Regions from separate parts of the Mus musculus genome. Here regions 2, 3 and 4 are each linked to region 1. Evidence: chromatin loops called from intact Hi-C (ENCODE). Cell type or tissue: heart. All regions are shown on one strand.

The links. Hi-C counts contacts between places; a loop is a spot of excess contacts. Peaks named below come from ENCODE experiments on the same cell type or tissue, not always from the same donor. Only the 100,000 strongest peaks of a DNase experiment are listed, where the experiment ranks them.
Region 2: a loop joins it to region 1, with 1.9 times the contacts of the local background. A loop is called at or near these places in 2 of 42 quality-filtered maps.
Region 3: it touches region 1 in a loop (4-fold over the local background); 11 of 42 quality-filtered maps call a loop at or near these places.
Region 4: a loop joins it to region 1, with 4 times the contacts of the local background. A loop is called at or near these places in 4 of 42 quality-filtered maps.

The regions. Positions count from the first base shown.
Region 1 is chr2:126,149,658-126,154,657 of GRCm38, reverse strand. Fam227b (family with sequence similarity 227, member B) reads left to right here and starts at 2,654. Exons shown (of 17, transcript NM_029455.3): 1 at 2,654-2,747. Dtwd1 (DTW domain containing 1) reads right to left here and starts at 2,517. Exons shown (of 5, transcript NM_026981.2): 1 at 2,444-2,517; 2 at 1-112. The coding sequence starts at 61. In heart, no CTCF peak of the experiment used is centred here; a DNase peak (open chromatin) is centred at 2,557; H3K4me3 peaks cover 1,879 bases; H3K27ac peaks cover 2,288 bases.
Region 2 is chr2:126,032,283-126,037,282 of GRCm38, reverse strand. The region is part of intron 11 of Fam227b (family with sequence similarity 227, member B); the gene reads left to right. It overlaps Fgf7 (fibroblast growth factor 7), which reads right to left and starts at 2,625. Exons shown (of 4, transcript NM_008008.4): 1 at 2,433-2,625; 2 at 1,283-1,838. The coding sequence starts at 1,568. In heart, CTCF peaks have their summits at 2,766 and 3,702 (motif pointing right); no DNase peak of the experiment used is centred here; H3K27ac peaks cover 258 bases.
Region 3 is chr2:125,856,120-125,861,119 of GRCm38, reverse strand. Cops2 (COP9 signalosome subunit 2) reads left to right here and starts at 2,038. Exons shown (of 13, transcript NM_009939.3): 1 at 2,038-2,184. The coding sequence starts at 2,131. It also overlaps a transcript of Galk2 not described here. In heart, a CTCF peak has its summit at 3,197 (motif pointing right); a DNase peak (open chromatin) is centred at 2,059; H3K4me3 peaks cover 2,229 bases; H3K27ac peaks cover 1,436 bases.
Region 4 is chr2:125,780,137-125,785,136 of GRCm38, reverse strand. It overlaps Secisbp2l (SECIS binding protein 2-like), which reads left to right and starts at 2,267. Exons shown (of 18, transcript NM_177608.3): 1 at 2,267-2,538. The coding sequence starts at 2,515. In heart, no CTCF peak of the experiment used is centred here; a DNase peak (open chromatin) is centred at 2,326; H3K4me3 peaks cover 1,855 bases; H3K27ac peaks cover 1,513 bases.

The DNA of each region.
Region 1 (5,000 bases):
CTACACAGTTTGCATTATCTTCTTTACTTTCTTGAGGAACTACAGATGGACTGAGAGCCATTTTCCCTTTGAACCAAAATATTCTGTTTCTAAAGCATGTATCATAGGTACACTGCAAAAATTAAAATGAGAAGGAATGAAATGTCAACATTGTACTGTCATTACAAATAAAATTGCCCAGTATGTTACAGTTAGCTTTAGTACTTATCAACAGATATTAATAAGTTCAAAACCCACTAAATTGATATGCTTGAAAATACAAAATTAAAAACCAACTCAAAAAAGCAATTTCAGTTACTCTTTCATTAAAAAATGGAAATGTCTATATTAAAATGATTTCACATATAAAATTTAGACATTGACAATCCATTCTGATAGTACCCATTTTGTCCCAAATATAGTAATTTTGATTTAAAATATTAATAATACAAGACTTTCTGTTACTATTGTACAGAAATACGTTCAACTATATAAATTGAATTGGCATCCTATGACACCAACACTCATGATAAATCTAAATAAAACATAAAAGTCTATAATGGTATGAGTAAAATCAGTTGGGTATTGTGAATACACACACACACACACACACACTTTTCTTTTTTCCCTGGATTTCTGACTTAAAACTCCTTTCTGAGGAGGGGTAATAGAAAGTTCAACTTAAATTGTCCCAGTATAACAGTAGATGAATACCGGATTCTGCCTTATTTCCTCCCTTGGAGGGAGGAAAGCCAAAGAACCTGACAGGCCCTGAGGATTTCCTTTCACTCGGTTAGCAAGTAAGCCTATAAAACCCTCTCTAAAACCCCATCAGGACTTCCGGTAGCTTCTGGACAGTTGATGATGCAAGGGCATCCGCTCACTGTAAGGAAGCCCACCTCGGCTGCACAGGGAGGAAGCACCTGTGCTCTAGTCCCTTACCTACTCCACCTGCCTGTATGTTTAAATCTGTTAAAATCGCCTTTATAATAACCATCAAATGCAAGCATAGTGTCCCCTGAGATCTGTGGGCCACACAAGCAAATCAAATGCATTTGAAGAGGGGATGAAGGACTCTCAGCTTGTAGCTAGTTGGAAGGGAATTCTGATGGTTCAGTGTGTGACTTGGAAGAGGCTGGGACAATTTTGTGACTGAATTGTCAGCCTGTGGATTCTGACATTGTCTCCAGTAGTATATAATAACAATCAATGACAACAAGGACATAGATGCATGTAAGTATACCTATACTTAACATCAAATACGTGCAGGGCGATGCAGCTGGAGTTGGGTGGGGGAGAGTTGTAAAGAATTAGAAAACAAGGGCGGTTCCTAGGGCAAATAACTAGCATCCTGATGGTCTACTCTGCAAATTGGGCTGAAAAACTTTTTTTTCCACTCAATTTCTCTAAAAATAATGATACTTATGCAGTTTCATCCTGTCTGCTTTGCACATAACATCTATTTTTAGGCTCAAAGTCAGATTCTAACTCAGTTATAAACTCACACAAAGACAATCTTTTACACTTCTGACTACTTATCCCTGGGTCCACATATTTGATATGGACAAACATATTCATTTGGAGGCACTTTTCAATGAGGCAAAAGTACAACTCTTTCCGATTTACCTATTCTTGATTTTTTTTAGATAGATTCAAATACTTATCAACTAAATTGAAACCACTCTGTAGAAGGCATCCAGGACTTATCTTTCTACTCAACTTTGGGGCACTACACAGATCGGCGGAACAAGGCTACTTTTTCCAACACACTAAGCTGATTTGCCTCCCAAGGGAATATTCTTTAAATTTCTCCTATTTTGAATTGTGGACAAATTCAGGACCAGATAAGACTGTTTTCAATATTTGCTTGTGAAGTACTAAGAACTGATCGTATAATTTGATGAGGTACAATATCCCTCTCGCCCCCCCCCCCCTTTTTTTTAAACATCCAAGATACCACCGCCATTTTTTAAACACAGAACTTGACTCCCTTCCCACAGAACACATTATATGACAGGCGAAATGTCTTGGAAATTTTTGCATTTGGAGTTCAATCATAAACAGCCCTGAAATGCTGCAATCTTGGGCTCTTCATCCTTACCCAACCTCGTGGAACTAGCAACGCAAAGTGTTACTATACTTGTCTCACATTCCCAAGAAATAGACACACAAGAAACGCGTCTGCTTATCGGCTGACGGTAACAGCACACATCTGGTTTCCTTTTCCCGCGACCATGCCGAAACCACGCCAAAGCCTGAATTACAGATCGGTGCTCACAGGGAGCTGGCCTTGCCAGGAGTGAGCAACGCCGACTCGGGAAGCCTAATAAGGCTTCATTTAGGCCCCAGACCACTCAAGTCTTGCCCCCACGGGCACGCCACACGCAGCACTAGCCCGCAGTGAGACCTCCGCTGGGCCTGGCCGGCGTCCGGCCCGAGCCACCCGACCCGAGGGGATGCCGACCTGCACCACGCTCAACTCTCGGTCCGTACCGCCTCCGCTCCACGCGCTCCCCCCCGGAGCGCTTTCCGCAGAACACCGGAGGGCGGGGCCTGGCGGTTGCCAGGGCCACGGGGAAGCTGACCACGGCGCATGCTCAGAGGGAGAATCCCGTGGGCGAGCAGGAGGAACTGGTTCGGAAGTCCCGCCTTCGCTTCCCGGGTGACCTGTTCCAAAGGAACCGTCAGCTTCCTGCTGTGCCGCCCGTTGTGGGCCCCCAGCGCAACTGGGGACGTGTTCCGGAACAGCCTTTTCGAAAGTAGTTTCTGTGAGTTAGTGAGGAGCTAGTAACACCGCTTTACCTCCCCAAATACTATATTTACGAGATCTCAGACTTGTAGCTTTAGGTGGTTGGTAGTTCAAGCTTGATAGACTTCTTAGGAAAACCGTTTATGCATTTTGTGCTTTGCTTACAACACGCAGAGTTGACACCTACTGTATTTTTCTTTTATTTTTTTTTAAAGTCTAATATATGTGGATAAGTGATTAAATTATTTTTCTATGCTCCACCTCAAAGAAACCTAAACAATAGTTGTTAAATTAGAAACAAAACTGTCATATATCAAGCAATTTGTTTAATGAGTGGAGAATTATGAAATTAACCAATGGGAGAAAAAGAACAGCCTTGTGTGTAATCACGAATGACAAGCCAGGACACTGATATTTACCACACCAGAATTTATATAAAAGTTTTAACAGAAAAATAGACAATGGTTAACATGAATTCCCAGGATCACACCTGTAAGTAGGAGAAAGGCCCATTTCCAGCCTGGTCATGAGTGGTAGCTTCTACTTGAATAGGAGAGACAGAGACAGACAGACAGAGAGACACAGAGAGGAAGAAGAAGAAGAAGGAGGAGGAGGAGGAGGAGGAGGAGGAGGAGAGAGAGAGAGAGAAGAGGAGAGGAAGAGAAGAGAAGGGAAGGGAAGGGGAAGGAAGAAGGGGAAGGGAAGGGAAGAGAGAGGAGGAGAGGGGAGGGGAGAGGAGAGGAGAGGGGAGGGGAGGGGAGGGGAGAGGAGAGGAGGAGAGGAGAATCCCTTCTGTCACTCTTAGCAGACTGAATAGGTCCCTTAATGTTTTGGAGACCTCAACTCGAGCCAAACTGGTATTCCTGATTTGGATACAGAAAAGGAATTTCAGAACTAGTGAGAGTGAGGTAGAAATTAGACCATGGATATTTGAATTTAGACTTTAAGCAAAAATGTTTTAATAAAGAGAGGCATGCAGAACAAAAGTCATTCTAAATGTCAGCCAGTCCACTATACCTTCACTTATCAAAACAGAAAAAGAAGTTACTAACCTTTTGAGACGCAATGTGAGAGCCACCAGAATGGTATTCATATATGTTGAATGCTAAAACAGTTGAGAGTCTACTTTGAGACCCACATTGACATGTCTACCTGCCTTAGGAATTAAGCTTTAGTTATTTGTGCACAACATCACAGTTAGGCATCAAACAGTGAGGGCCTGAACATCAGAAAATGGGATATTTGACTTTTAATTGTTAGCCCTTTCAATTTTTGGCTTTGTTATTGTCATCTTTACACCTTGCCCTGGAAGTGCTTACATGTTAAGTATGGGTAGTACAGGAAACATTATGACAAATTTTAGGAACCTCAAAAGAGGCTGGGGGAGTCCATGAAGCCAAATCCTGATGAGTGGTTGGAGTCTAGGGAAGAATTTCCAACTGGACAGGGTGTTGCATAGGATATGTCGTTTCACATCTTGACTTATTTATAAACAACAATAAAAACTTAAGTCAAAACTATACTTTAGAGCCAGCAGTGATAACTCATATCTGTATTGGGGAACCAGGAGAATCAAGAGATTGAGACTATCCTAGCACACATAGTAAGTTTCAGGCCAGTCTAGACTGGGGAAGACACTGTCTAAAACAAAATCCCATATTTTTTAAATAATGAAATTATTCATGGCAGAAAGTCATTAGGCTTAGTACATTATACTTAGTAAAGTACTATCCAATAGAACTTTCAGCTGCATGTATGTACATATATACATATGTGCATATATGCATAGATATGGCAAGCATTCCTATGTTCCAATGTTCTAGGTTGCTATGTCTGTGTAACTAATTACTCCAAAGTACAGTAGTTTGAAACAACCATGTGGTCTAGTGCATAATGGATTGTTTTGTTTTCTCTTGTAAGTCAAATGGAAAGACTGAGCATACTATCAGGGTGCCTATTAATACATTCACGACTTGAATTACTTTGAGAATTTCACACAGTGCATTTTGATCATATTCGCCTTCTTTCCTAACTCCTCCCAGATACACCCTCTCCATCCTCAACTTTAAGTTTTCATTATCATAAAAACAAACAAACAAACAAACAAACAAACAGCAACAAAACCTTATCCAGTCCAATTTGTGTTGCACAACTACTCTTGGGAGTAAGGGCTGTCCTGGAGTATGGTAATGCCTGGAGTAATGCCTCATCTTCCTCACAGTGCGGCAGGAGAGTAGCAGACTCATCAGCTTAGGCTGGGAGTCTGAGAGTC
Region 2 (5,000 bases), 120 kb after region 1:
CATGATTCTGTTATCTACAATAAGGCTCGATGATTTTCAAATCAAATGAAAAGGCCACATAGAAGGGACGGTCAGCAAATCCTCCTCCAGTGGCCACTGCTGAGCTGGGTCCCATGGAATCAGTCCTCCAGAAGGCATGTTTCCTTGCTCAGTTTGTATGAGTTATGGCTGAAATGAAGGTCCCTCATTTTCATTTTGGAAAGAGTCACCAAACTCTTATTTTTTGGTCAGTGAGTTTAGAGCCAAAAAGATATTTCAGGAATAGATAGGAACTACTTGGGGTGGCCCTGTCACAGACACCCAGCTACACTATTGTCTCCATGTATCCTTCTCAAACTATACTGCCACACGTACTATCAAACATACAGTGTCAACGCCACCCATGTGTTATTAGTGCTAAGAAATCTATTTCCACGTGTGGGTTTTAAATACCTAAGGTAAATGTTGAGTGTGTGTTTTATGCCATTGCATTTAATACTACTGAGATTAGTTACTAACTGTAACCATCAAATGAAAACCCAAGCCCTGGCATTTTAAGGTAAAAAAACAACTGGGTCTAAGGAAAGTGGGGTGCTCCAGGTGAAGGTCCCCGACCCAACCTGCCTTCCAACTCAGCTCTGCTTCCTCAAGGTTATGTTCCTCTTAAATTAGCAAGAGACTTAACATGACAGACTCTTGATAAAGAAACTGCTAAAAAAGGTCTGTTACCTGTGGGTGGGGAGTTAAGGAATCTAAAACAAACTCATTAGACTTTTAAAGATGTTCCAGGGCATCACCGACTCCCTTCTGTTTTAGAAGCACACAGTTTTTGGTGCTCAGGAAGTAGATTCTTAACCGGTTAGTACCATGGCAGAGTCCTTTCAAAAGCAACACCACTAATAAAGACAGATACATCCTCTGCTCCTTAAACTCCTGGCTGGTAGTTTGGTGAACACCTACTGAGAGCTCTATGCACACCGCTGCTGAGCTTTGCTAGGGAAACAATCACACATGAGCATGCGTGCTCACTGACATGGTTTCTTACTAACCAGTAGTTTGGATTTAAGCCACAGAGTATTTTCCAACTATATCAGTTCCAACCATAAGGTGAGGACACTTGCCCTATTACCAGAGATATTTTAGGGAGTTAGTGCAGAAATCCCAAGGTAGAAAAATTAGGACTTGATATATGACACTGATTTTTTTTTTTTGCCCCCATAGGAAAGGAGAACACAGCACTGGAAAGTGAACCTTAGACAAACCTTAAAGAGCTAAGCAGGGCTGTGATAAAGGCATCACTTACTGTAGCTGTTCTTCATCTCCTGGGTCCCTTTCACTTTGCCTCGTTTGTCAATCCTCAGGTACCACTGGGTGCGACAGAACAGTCTTCTCACCCTTATATCCCCTCCTTCCATGTAGTCATAACTTCTGGTGTGTCGCTCGGGGCTGGAACAGTTCACACTCGTAGCCGTTTGCTCCGGACTCATGTCATTGCAAGCTAGAGATATAGTGCCCACTAGACAGACGAGGTGGAAGCATGATCTGTAGAGCAGAGTTGGCAGGATCCGTGTCAGTATCCATTTGCGCATTATAGTGTAGTGCCCCGGGTGTTCATGAATAACATAATGAGAATTGAATCTTGCGTTGATTGCTACTCCTAGGTCATGGGCCTCCTCCTATTTGTGAACTGGAGATTGATGAGAGAAAAAGTCGTCGCTCTTTCCAAACTGTTAACCTTATCTTTTAGCTTCTGATACCAATAACACGATTCCTCCTTCAGGAACACAGCTGATAGGTATATCCTTATAGAAACAGGTCGTGACAAGGCCAGTTGCTGCAGTGCGGTTGCTCCTTGACTTCTGCTCGAAGAGAGAGATTAGGAATGGGGAGGGGGAGAGGAGAGGGAGATAAAAAAAATTGTATGTATAAATTTCAGTAGTTAGATAGTCTAACATGTCAGTGTAGTTAAATGTTGAAAGCACGTTTAAAACAGCTCCCACAGAGGACGTGAGCATCTCTGCCACTCTGCACATAGATTCAGAAGCGCTATGCGTTAGTGAGGAGACACCACAAGAAAACCACACCATTCATTCCAGTTGCTATCTTGTCAGGAAACACTGTGTACTCACAGCTATTGAGTTAAATCAAGTTTTACAGCCTCTATCGACAAAGTTGAAGTTGAATTCCCTGGAATTCATTAGTCTATGCTTTTACATTTGTGCTTTATAATTATTTTCCCTTAAACTACCCAGATTTTTCAAGTTAAGTGTCAGGATTGCCCTGGAGAACCTCAAGAGTCTCCTTCCATCCGTCCGTACTACAGCACAATTTCTGTAGATATTTTCACAGCTCAAAAGTCTTTCCCCCCTGACCCCACCCCAGGACAATAACCACAGAAAGAGAAAATCTTTCAGAAAAGAGCATTGTTTTAAAGACAAATAACAGTAACTTACTTGTTCTGTTTGGAACAGCTGGGTACACAAGAGTTCCGTGTCTGCTGTCTGCCTCGTGCAACTTGAGCCTCTCTACTGTAGCTACAAACTATTTCTCAGCTGAGAAATCCCCCAGCAGAATCATAATTGTTTCCATAAATCAACAGGCAAAAGGATTTTCTCCGTGTGTGAGCGCGTGCGCTTGTGTGAGTGCGTGGAGCCTTTTATTCAGAGATTTTCAATAAATACCTTTGCTGACCTCATTGGAAGCAATTAAAACTTAACCAGTGAGCTGTTCGTTGTCTAAAACAGCAGAATTAGGAGGCTTGTACACTGTTGAGTGGTCGTAAGGGGGAGCTGTGGACACGGCTTCGGCTTAAATCCACAAGTGGGCATTCACGCTGTGGAAACAGACCTCTGATTCCCAAGCCGTTACAAAGAGAAAGGAAAATGTTAGACCTTTTAAACACAGAAGCTGTACAGTCTGTGAAAAACATATGTCCCTACAACATATATAAGGGCTTCTTAAATGTTAGATGATCTTTACAATACATTGGCACGGAGGAGGTTGGTAAGTGAGGGTATGTTTTTAGTCCTTCAAATTCAGAGCACTAGAGCAACCCAAGGCTCAGGGCCTGAAAGCAGGTATCCCTAGGCAAGGACACATCTTTTCACAGATCTTGCACAATTGGGTGTGAGTCTTTAGGCTGAGAAGACCTAGTTTCTTACCGGACTGGGATTCTAACAAACAGTGTGGCCTTGGCTCCATCCCTTACTTCCCCATGGCTCAGCTGCTGCTTCAGGTATCAAATCAATGGCCACGTCTAATCAGGCTAGGGTGTGCTGCCGTTTTAACATCCTGTCTTGTGATTTATTTCAAAGGATGACACACAGAAGCAAAGGACACATAATTTGCAAAACTATCATTCTTTTAGAAAAATGGTTTCACCTTAGTATTTGACTTGTGCCTTCCTGAGAGCAATAGCATAAAAAATAACTGATAATTCCAGGAATAATAAGGCCAATAGCTAATGGATACAAGAGAGTCCTTTTGCTTTCCAGCCTGAGCTTGTGCCTATCCTGTACTGAGCAAGACTGTGACTGTCTGTATCTTACACTTAGTATGGAGCCATCGTATCACCACCCTAAATGAATATTTAAGAATACATACATTAAAATTCTCTTTTCCTTGTACCTGCAAAACACACACACACACACAGAGAGAGAGAGAGAGAGACACACACACAACTTCGCACTTAACATACACTACCACCAGGTGGTGCAGGTAGACCAAATAGAGACAGAGACCCAAAATTGAATCATTTGGATGTGATTGTTCTTCCCTTTCCCATTGTGCTTACAGAGGGCAGAGTCAACAGCACCCCATATTTCAAACATACACAGTTGTCTTCGATTCATGAAATATTAAAGCACTAGGCTTTCAAAGCAGAGGAGGGTGTGCTGTTCTATAACTGTATCTATTTAAAGCCAGAGAGTTCAGAACATCCCATGATTTTTCTCCCAGGGAGGAATAGGAAAGGACAGAAGGTATGATGATGTTCTTAGTGATATCCCACCATCCGGGGGCGGGGACATTAGTAATGAGCAGATTCAGAATTCTTACGAGTTGACGTTCCATAGAGAAATGGAGGTTATGCAGTCAGTTCTCAGTGCACACTACAGAATGCCCAGTCTCTTTACAATGTGCAGGGGAGGGAGTGTTCGCAATGTTGGAGCCAAGGTATAAAATGACTCTCTGAGGAATGTCACTGAGCAGGTTACAGTCAGGCAGGAAATTGTATCAGTTTAAATTCCTTTCGAAGTTATTGATTACTTTCCAGTGATGGGACCAAGACGGGGTGGGGAATTTCATTCCTGTCCTTGAGACCCTTACTTGTTAGCAATGGTTCTCATTAGGCTAGCGGTTCAGCTATCTGTAGGACAGCTGCTCTCTTTGTCCTTGTGAGTTACCCAGTGGCAGACATCCTCTGTCCTTACTGTAAAGCACATACAGAAGAGAGCAGCAGAGTTCCCTGCTCTGTGCTCTTTCCAGATAACGGTAGCTTCATCCTTAGTTGAAAATATCTCCACCTTGTGCATTGTAAATCCATAAGAAAAGGATCTACATCTATTGACTTTTAAAGATTAATGTTGTCACCTGAAAAGCTTCAAATAGAAGCGTATCTCAAAAAGAAGAAGTGTGTCGCCCTTGCCCCTCGTGTTTGGGAATTTGTATTTCAAATACAAAAATAAAGATATTTAAAATAAATTTGCATTGAAAATCATTGAAAAACTCATAGAACTTCTTTGATGCAGTCAGTTGCTATATGAACTTCCTAGCTTTTCCTAACCAGTCTTCATCACAGCCTTCATTCTGTGGAGAGACAAATGATAGAAACTTTGACTTATGGAATTTTATATTTCAGTTTACATTTTTACCATGCTTAAACACAAAAGCTATACACATATATACAGGAGAATTTTATACCCTGTTCTTTTACATACAAAGAAGTATTATCACACACACGAGAGAGAGAGAGAGAGAGAGAGAGAGAGAGAGAGAGAGAGAGTTATACATGTTGCTTTTTA
Region 3 (5,000 bases), 290 kb after region 1:
TATGTAAATAAATTCGCAGTAAATCAGCATGCCATTTTACATATGTGAACAACTGGCATGGTAAATAATCATACCCTTGAAATTTTGTATTTAAGAAATTACACATGAATAAAACTCAACCCCCTTATGATTTGCTATGTTCTTTGGAAAAACTATAAACATGGGTAGGGTAACTGTGATTTATTACCTTAAGTCCTAAGAATGGTGAGTACTATTAGTTACTAGCACCAGGACCTAAGTCTGATCTGTCCCAATAAACTGGCATGGTGACAGTCATCATACTTATTGGAAGGCTTTGCTTTGTTTTAAAATTACATGTACAGATTCATGCAGTATTTTTGGAGTTTTGAGTTCTAAGATGATATCATTAAAAGCCATTCCAAAACTAAACTTTTATATTCAGTAGAGGAGTTTTGAACAAGGATTTGAAGTTAAATAGCTTCAGGGGAATTGTCCGTCTAATATGTAATGATAATGCTATGCTTGCACAGGTAAATGTCTTCGATTTTAGGAAATACACATAGCTGCACATATGTTGCTTTATATGTATCTTTAAGTTGACCCAGGGAATACAGAACATTAAAGCTGAGAGTTGGTATACTTGTGTCCATGATGCTATCCTTTATTATGTATTTAAGTTTAAAATTTCTTGTGATAAAGTGTTGATAGAAAAGGCTATTAGTAAAACTGTGTGGTTATAAGAAAGGTGATATTATTGCTAGAAAACTGTGACCAAAATGATGTTTCCTTGAATGGTTACTTCTTTAAGCCATCTGAAATTCCTTCTTCTAATATTTTCCTAAGTAACAATTAGGTGTTAGGCTAGAGGGATAGCCCAGCAATAGAACATTTACCTAACACACACAAGGCTAAGTTCTTCCCCCAGCTCAAAACATAAAAAAAGAAAAAAAAATCAATGTTAATGATATACAATGCAAAATCGTTTGAAGACTTATTTTTTAACATTCTGAATGTACAGCTATAAATTGTGTTCACAGTGTTTTCAATATAAAAATAATACAATCGTTGACCTTAACGTCTTCTGACAAGATTTTTAGAACCAAGCAATTTCTGGCTTAGAAACAAAACCAAAAGTATCCTGTTCTCCAGTGGATTCAGAGAAAAGCTGGTAATGACATCAGGTACAACTTCAGAAGTCACTGGAGCACAGCCAAGCGGGGTCTGTAAGGATTCAACCCGAAGGTGTGAATGTTAATGCTGAACTGTGCTCAACATCAGCTGTGCATGATGAAGATAAAATCAGGTAATTTTGTTTGATTTGGTTTTGTTTTTTTGTTTTTACCTTTGGTAATTTGGGCATGTTTAATTCATCTGTATAGATAACAATTGGGCCTAAATTCTAACCTATATCTACTTTATAACTTTATAGCATTTGTGTACAGAATTTGGAAGGTTTCTCCAAAAAGGGGGATTGCCTTATTTCCACATTTTTCTTCACTCTGAACTCTAATGGTTTTCTGCGACAATGCATTTTTAAAAAATCTGTCACCAACTGTTACTTTCATTTCATCCTAAAAGCAGTTAATGCACGTTTGTGATTCATTAAATAATTGAACAATTGATTAGTGCATATCCAAACCGGGATATCCACAGAACTGTTTTTGTTAACTACAAACATAACTTTACTAGACAATTGTGTTGCTGTAAATACACCACTGTAAAAACACCACTACAGGGTGTTGAAAGAAAACACATAGATAACAATGGTAGAGGCACGCTACCTTTCAGATAGGTCGGGCATGTTTCATTAGAAACAGACGGTTCCAGAGTCCCAGGCAAGGAAGGAGACAGTTCCCTCACCTAGGACGCTGGATACAGCTAGAAGGTTTTCGAAGCCCCTCAGATAGGACCCGCAACGCCCGATTTCGTAGTTGCTACGCTTAGTTGCTAAGACACAAACTGTCGCTCAGGAAGAGCCGGCTGTGCCCTCCCTTTGGGAGCCGTAGTAAATCATCTCAGGGTCGAGCGCTTTAGTTCCGGAATGAGCTTTATCTTCTCCTGGAGAGACCGGAAGACGAGGAGACTCGGGAGTGACGCTTCTGGGCCGCGGAGCACTGTGGGAGGAGGCTGTCTCTAATTTCTCCTCTCCCCCTCCCCCCTCCGGCCAAGATGTCTGACATGGAGGATGATTTCATGTGCGATGATGAGGAGGACTACGACCTGGTGAGGCGCAGGGAGCGGGCGGGGGCTGGAAGTGGGATGTGGCGGTGGTGCCAAGGCCGAGAGGCTGCAGCTCCCTCCCGGGGCTCGTCGGCCCGGTTCCGCCCTGCCCAGGGACAGGTTTCCCTCCTCGCCTGGCGTCGCGGGCCTGTGGGGCCTGGGAAGAGAGGGAGAGAGGCGGCGGGGCCGCCCTGGACGCTGGGCCCAGGGATAGCGCGGGTGACTGGCCGCGGCCGGTTCTCGGCGCCTCTCTGCCCGCCACCGAGCCTCCACGGCCCGGCGCTTAGGTCTGGGCCCTAGGGGGCCCATCTCTTCTCCACTCTGGACCTGAGCCGGTGCCAGATGCTGGAAGAGTGAAAACTGGAAGAGGGGGGTGGTCCATCCTGCTCCCAGACCTGACTGCGAAACTCGGGAGTCTCCCCCAAAACAGCCTAAGAGTCTCGCCCAGGGTCAGTTTGGGTCCCAGGTTAAGGCTCAGAGCAAGAGTAGGAGGAGTAGTTAAACGACTCGTCCCGTCCTCTAAAACATGACAAGCTCCGAAGAAAGATTTGCTTTTTGTTTGGTTGGACTGGGGAAAGGTAGGGGTTAAGGGAATTGGAACCAATGATCTTTTTCCTTGATTTAAGAAATTTCCCAGCATCCGTGTTTGAATCATCAATGGCATAAAAGTAAACAAACTTGCCTAGTTTGATTGGTGATTTCTTTTCCATTTAAGGTTTAATTGTGAATGGATTTACAGGTTTTAAACTGTACCCCATGATTTATGTTGATAGTCCAAAACGCATGCCTGTGTAAGAACTAAGAAAATTATCTTGATCCCAAAATTAGTGTCAGTTTTGTTTCTTAATTGGGAAGCAATTGTTCGGTTTTTAGAAAAATCCGATGATAGTGCAAGCTGTGGTGTACATGCTTGGAGAAGTCTGGGTCGTCTTTTTTCTTTTCTTTTCTTTTCTTTTTTTAATTTTGAGGTTTATTTATTTTATGTATATGAGTACACTGTCTTCAGGCACACCAGAAGAGGGCACCAGATCCCATTACAGATGATTGTGAGCCACATGTGGTTGCTGGGAATTGAACTCAGGACCTCTGGAAGAGCAGTCAGTGCTCTCAACCTCTGAGCCATCTCTCCAGGCCCTCTTTTCTTTTAAGTGTCACATTCTCAAAGCATTAATATTTTTATTTTGAGGTAATGGTGTAACATCTTTGTATAGATGAATCTGTAAATCATTTGCAATTTTTAAAAAAGGTTTTCATTTTACAGAAAGACATATTTTGCAGAAGGAAGTGCTGTGACTGGAGAGTCATAGTAGATGCTTGGTGATTTCAATACAGAATTTTGTTATTTATTCAATCACAAGGTAGTTGTAAACAGATACTAAACTCTTGTTTTGCTTTTGTTTCCATTACAAGTAGTTTTTAAATTGTCAGATATTTCTTTTGAATGTTTGTAATTTTAGCTGGTAGTGTTTTTAAAATTTTCACTTACCTCCTTTCCTAATAGTCTATGAAATACATGAACTTTTAGATAAATGAATATTAGCACTGGGATTAACTTAAAAGTACAGTGTAGGAATGAAAATGAGAATCTTTGAAATATTCTGTTAGACTTTACTCATTTGTGGACGTTTGTTGCTTTGTTTTGAGGCAGGGTCTCACTGTGTAGCCAAGGCTGGTTTGGCGCTCAGTGTGTTTCCTAGGTGTTGGGAGTAAAGGCATGCATCAGCACACCCTGCTTTGGAAGCTTTCTAATTAGACATACAGTGTTTGAACATGACTGCTTTCCCAGCATTTTTATGTCTATACTAAATGTATCCTAAATAAAGTTGAATATGCAGTTGTTTCAGCTTTAAAAAAAAAAAAAACTTAGAGTTAAGATTTTACTGTTGCAAAACTAATGAAATTTTTATTTTCTTCTCTGGGCATTATGTGAAATTAAATAGCTCTTCTCATCCATTTTTCATGTAGATACTATTCTAGATTCCCAGCTATATGTCAAGTAGTGAAAGGTGTTATATCTCTTTTACTAACAGTTAAAATTTTTGGCACGTGATGTCTTTCTGGTAACTGATGCCCATGTCCTGCGTGTTTGAAAGGATGAGGGTGGCTGTCATTCCATAGCTGCTAGAGATGGGTTTCTTTTATTTGAGTAATTATTTTGCCTGGATCTTTATCTGTTTCTTTTTATAGAAAGTCTACAAGGTTGACATCCTGTTTTAAGGAGGTTTCTCATTCTTTTTACCTTTTGAAACTTTACTTTTTGCCCAGGCTGCCCTGAACTTCTAGAATAGTAAGGATAATAGGCCTGGAATACCAGGCCACGCTAGTGTTTTTGTTTTGTTCTGTTTTTTTTTTTTTTTAAATGTGGTTGTTAGACGTTTAGTTATCACTTCATTTAAAATATTGCATGAGAGGTGGGGCTCATTCACTTGGTAGAGTGCTGGCCTCACATTCCAAAAGCCCTGGGCTCGGTCTTTAGCACTGAAGAACTGGATGTGGCAGCGTCCTGTATCACTTCAGGTCGAGAGAGGACGAAGCATCAGAAGCTCAAGGCCATTCTTGGCCACATAATGAGTTGGAGGCTGAACTTCATGATTCCGTTTTAGTTAATTGATTGATTAAAATGTTAATAGCACTGTGGGGCATTTCTGACCTCAGTGACACTCAGCATATCTTTATCTGTGGCCCACTCATGTTTTAATGCCCTAAGCCACCTTTTGTATTTGCCTAGTCTAGTGGAAAGAGGTGGCAAGAATACACCCTGAAAATTAAAGTTCTGTCTTGAGTATATTTTAATGCCCCCAAATTTTGCTTTTTTGTGT
Region 4 (5,000 bases), 370 kb after region 1:
ACTTAGAGTATACATGACTCTAGCCATATTGCATCTTTCCTTCTGTCATGTGGGCTGTCTCTAGGAAGCCAGTTTCTTCCAGTGACTTTTTATCTTGCACTTCCAAATTCTTCAGAGAGCTTGTTCCTATGTATGTGTGTGACTCTGTCTGTCTGTCTGTCTGTGTCTCTCTGTATGTATGTGTATGGTGTTTTGGTGCCTGCTAAGGGTTGAACCTAGATTCTTATGCATGCTAGGTGTGCAGTCTACTCCTGAGCTCTCTCCCTAGCAACCTGTCCCCCTTTTATTCTTGTTTTGGAACTAAGAGGTAAATCTCAGGCTAGCCTTTGCCTCTAGCCCAGGCAGCTCTTGTCTTCTTCCTCCCACTGACCTCGTCTCCGTTACTTGATCTCCATTACAGATCGTTCCTTGCTTGATCTGTTTGGAACTTGTTCTCTCACGTCTACCTTCTCCAGCTTCAATCCCCATTCCTACTGAACCTACATTACATCTCCTTTGGAATTACTTGCTGTGTGTGTCTTGCCCACAGGACAGATGTGGCCTTTGCCCTTACTATGTCTCATTAACTGCTGAACTTCCTTCCAGTGATTAGCCTTGTACTTAGCACTGTGAATATATTAACATGTGTTGCTAAATGAAAGAAGTCATTTGTATCACATGTAAAATAGTTCTTTAAATTTCTTTGTTTTATCCATAGATTTATTATTCTCTTCTTTTTTTTATTATTTTCTTCTAATAGCCAACAGCATTCTCCCTTTTAGGATTACATTACATTAATATGGCACTGTGACACTTCTTGTTTCTACAGTTCTTACACTTTACCTAAATATTGGACTTAGAATATTCTCATCAAGAACAATTTCAGTCGCAAAAAATCATACAATATGGAACGATATTTAGAGACTCTGTATTTACATTTCCTCTTACAGATCCTTCAAAGAAGGGGAAAACCTCAAATACCGTACTGCATTAATGACTTTTTAACTCAGGCTGGGTGTCTTGCAGCTAAAGACCACCGGTAGGGGCACAGCTCATCTCATCTTGCTGTCAGAAAGGAGGGTGAGCCGCTGTGGCTTATGTAACTGCCCTGTATAAATAGCTTTGCTTTGTGGATCAGCCTTAAATTTCTTCTGCAGCCATTGAATCCTGAGCAAGGGTTTGTAATAGACTCTAAGGAATCTGACATTACACAGCTCACACATTTTCAACACAAATGCATGTGCAACTGAAATAAAAGTGTGCATACAGTGGAAAAACAAAACCAAATGCACGAAACTCTCATGTACAGGCATAAGTGTTTCTCCATCATGTGGTTTGCAGACCAGCCTTCATATGTCCTGTAGACAAAATGCATTCATTTAAGCTGGCAGAAATACAGCTTCCACACTAACATAGCCAGGATCTTTACAGACCACTCTCTCCTTACAGACTTGGATTAACTGAAAAGGCTTTATGAACATCTCCCAAAGCGTGATGACGAAGCAGATTTCTTAGATATCCTTTTCCCTTTTCCAGACATAGATCCCCTGGCCAGTGACCCTAACAGCAGCCAACTCTACTCTCTTTCTTCACTGAAGTATATATAATTCAGCTGACCGACGTTATCAAGCCAGAACTCTTGTGGAGAGCTTGTGTGTGTTGGAGGCTGTCTAACTCCCCAGAGGGAATCTACCAGTAGGGTTTAGTTTCAAGGCAAACTCTAGTCTTTAAGGAGCTGATGACCTGGAGATTAAAAGGAACAATTCTTAACCATATGGGGAAAGCAGAGGAGAAGATAATCTCTTCTTGGGTAGTTATGCAGGTTTTGGGTAAAAATAGGGTTCGAAATGGGCAAAATCAGCCTGGAGTTGAGGCTAGATGTGAGTCTGGAACCGGGACAATAACATTAATTAATCATTATTTGTGGAGATTTTTTAACAGGGCTTCTTACCTATGGCTGCTACTCTGTGTATGCAATTTATTTGTGCAATTTTCAAAGGGCAAGATTGTTCGTTCTTTTCATTCTTTTAGAGTACTGACAGGATCACAGGACTAGTGAGCAGCTACAAGCTCTTCCAATATCCTGAGTAGGTTTTGCCTTCTGAGCAGTCTCTGAGGTCCCGGCAAAGTGAACACATGCGTCCTGAGTTCCAGGCAGCCCAACCTGCCTAGGTGGGAGTGGGAGGAGTAACCCAACCAGGCAGTGCCCCTGGCCTTGGCTGCCCGCTAGCCACCCCCCTCCCCCCGCCCCCGTCGCTCCTCGGCCATCCCCGCCCCTGCGTATCTCCATTTCCTACTGCGCCTCCGCCCTTTCGGTCCCGCTCGGCTTCCGTCCCAGATGATCCCTCCCCGGGGCGGCCGCCGCCTCCCCCGCCTTGAGCTGGAGCCGCCTCCCCAGCCAGTGGCGTAGCCGAGTCGGCGTCCGGCCGGCTGTGCGGAGTGGACCGAGCCCGGCGGGACCGAGCGGGGGGCCATGGAGAAAGCGGCCCGCGGCGCTGCGCACACCGACTAGAGCCGGCGCCTGTCGCCGGCGCCATGGACCGAGCGCCGGCCGAGCAGGTACGCAAGCGCCCGGGCTGCTCTCGGGCCTCCGGGCCGGCAGGCCGCCGAAGCTGAAAGGCCGGGGGAGGTGGACCGGCGGAGCTCAGCGGCGACAGCGTTGCCCTTGCAGCAGTCTGGAGTGTATTTCTTTTATGAAGAGACTACCGTGGTTTACCCTTGTTTTCCTGTCTAGTTACTTTGCAAATAATTATTCTTTTAAAATGGAGCAAGAGTTCAAGTTGAGTCCATATTCGTATTCGCACAGTAGTTCCATTAGTGGTCTGTTAGTGTTTTGATTGCATCGAATTCTTTCTGGAAGAGTTGGGAGGAAGGGCTAATGGCAGGGTGAAAAATAACTTAGAAGAATAGTGTCATGCTTCCTCCTCCTCCCCAGTATTTTACAGCTTCCCTGGAAACGACTTAATTTGACTGAGTGTGATTTTTGTTCGCTGTCAATTTCCCTCTACCAGGACCTTGGTCAGTTAGTCACATAGTTGAAAGGAGAACACTGGTGACTTGCCTGTTAGTTTTGCGAATAGTTAATTAACTCGAGTAAATGAGATACCATCTCCCAAGTTTCTGTTTATACATAGTTAACGACAGTTTTGGTTTTGAATCGCACACTTTTCAAGCCAAAACACAGCTTTCTAATTTTGAACACTTCGCCGTTTCTGTTGTTGATTCTTGTCGTATTGTCCATTCTATCCTAGACCTCTTATGAAAGATTTCTCCTCTCTCAGCACTTTCCACAGGACCTTACCACACAGATTTAAAAAGGAAAGCAAATCTTCCAGAGATTAGAAGTTTATTTTTATTAAAGAACACCAATTACCAAGAGAAAATTGATGTGGGACCACTTGGAAAATACACACTTCACTGTGGCCCGGAGTATTATGTTACAGTATGTAGTGAATTTATTAAAACATTGTTTTTGAGAGTAATTCTGAAAAAGGAACCTGAGATTTCCAGCCTTGACGAAGGAAAAGGAAATTTCCTTGCGCGTGTGTCTCTAATGAAAGGGTGGGATGTTTTTGTCCGTCCTGGGCACTCTGGAAGCACTAATGCATATGTATACTCACTTATGTCTCCTTTCATCTTAGAGGAAATGTAATTACCTGGTTAGATGGTAACATTTAGCATGGCACTCCTCATGTGATTACCCTAAGAGCAAGTGTAGCAGATTATCTAGAGAGTATCCTCTTCTGTCATTCCACAAACTCCACCATGTACTTAAATTCTTGGAAATCTGAGAGCTAGGGAAAAAAAGCCATGCAGAAGGATTTGATAACGAAGGGTTTTTGTTTGTTTGTTTGTTTGTTTAAACCTCCAGTACCTCTTGCCTCAGCTTGGCCTACAGTCAGTACAAAACAGCCTTAGTTAGGTAAAGGCCCTCAAGAACTATTTGTGATATGTGCCAAATTCCCATCCCCTCCCTAGTGTTTTGGTTTTTCCTTTTAAACCATTGTTGGCTTATGTTCAGAATTTCTGAAAATGCCTACAGCATTAGCTGTTGTCGTGCTTAGCAGTTTGCATAAGTCAGTTTTTTATAATTGTACTCAACACAGACTTGTTGTGTTTCAAGTTAGCCTAAGTAATAAATCCTTGGAGGACTGCACAAGAGTAACTTTAAATGTTTGTGTCTGAAGGCCTTCGTGCCATAGGTTTTATAAACCACTCTTTACATAAGCTCTTTATAAAAAGATAAACCTTACATATGTTTATAAGGAGCAGTTCATTGGCAATAGAGTGCTAGATGGATAATCCTAACTACTAACGACTGAAACCATCTTACAGCTGGAATAGCCTCTTGAGTATTCTCTTTTACAAAGACTATTAAGTCAAAACAAGTTCTGTCAGAGTTAGCTGTTGTAAAAACAGTTATTACTTGGTATGATATTTGTGTGTGTGTGTGGTGTGTGTGGTAGGTGTGGGGAGGTTAATGTGCATGGTGTGAATATAGAGGTCAGAGGTCGAGGTTGGGCGGATCGCCTCCTCCGCTGCTCTCTGCCTTACTTTTTGAGGCACGGTGTCTCACTGAACCCAGGACTCACTGAGCAGCTAGGCTGGGTGGCCAGCAGATCTCAGAGATCTTCCCCTCGATGCCTGGAAGAGCTGGGATTCCAGGTCCTACTTGTGATCTCGCTTTTTGCCTGGGTGCTAAGGATTCAATTGCAGTCTTTATTCTCACACAACAGGTGCTCTACGAGTGCTTCTCCATGGCCTCCCTTTTCTCAGTGATGATGGTGAAGATGGTGATGATAAAGCTTGTGTAAAGGGATGTGAGGAATGAGTTATGGATTCATTTGTTTAGAGCGATTCAGGGTCTCTGTTTAGGAAATCAGGTGTGCTTTGGAATTTTTAAATAATGTGCATAGACGTGACACTGAGGGAGTTTCACAGGCTGCTGTATAGTGCTTCAGTGCTCTAACTTAACTCTAGTCTTAACTTTAGTGCATTCAGGTCAGACTTCTAGAAGGACC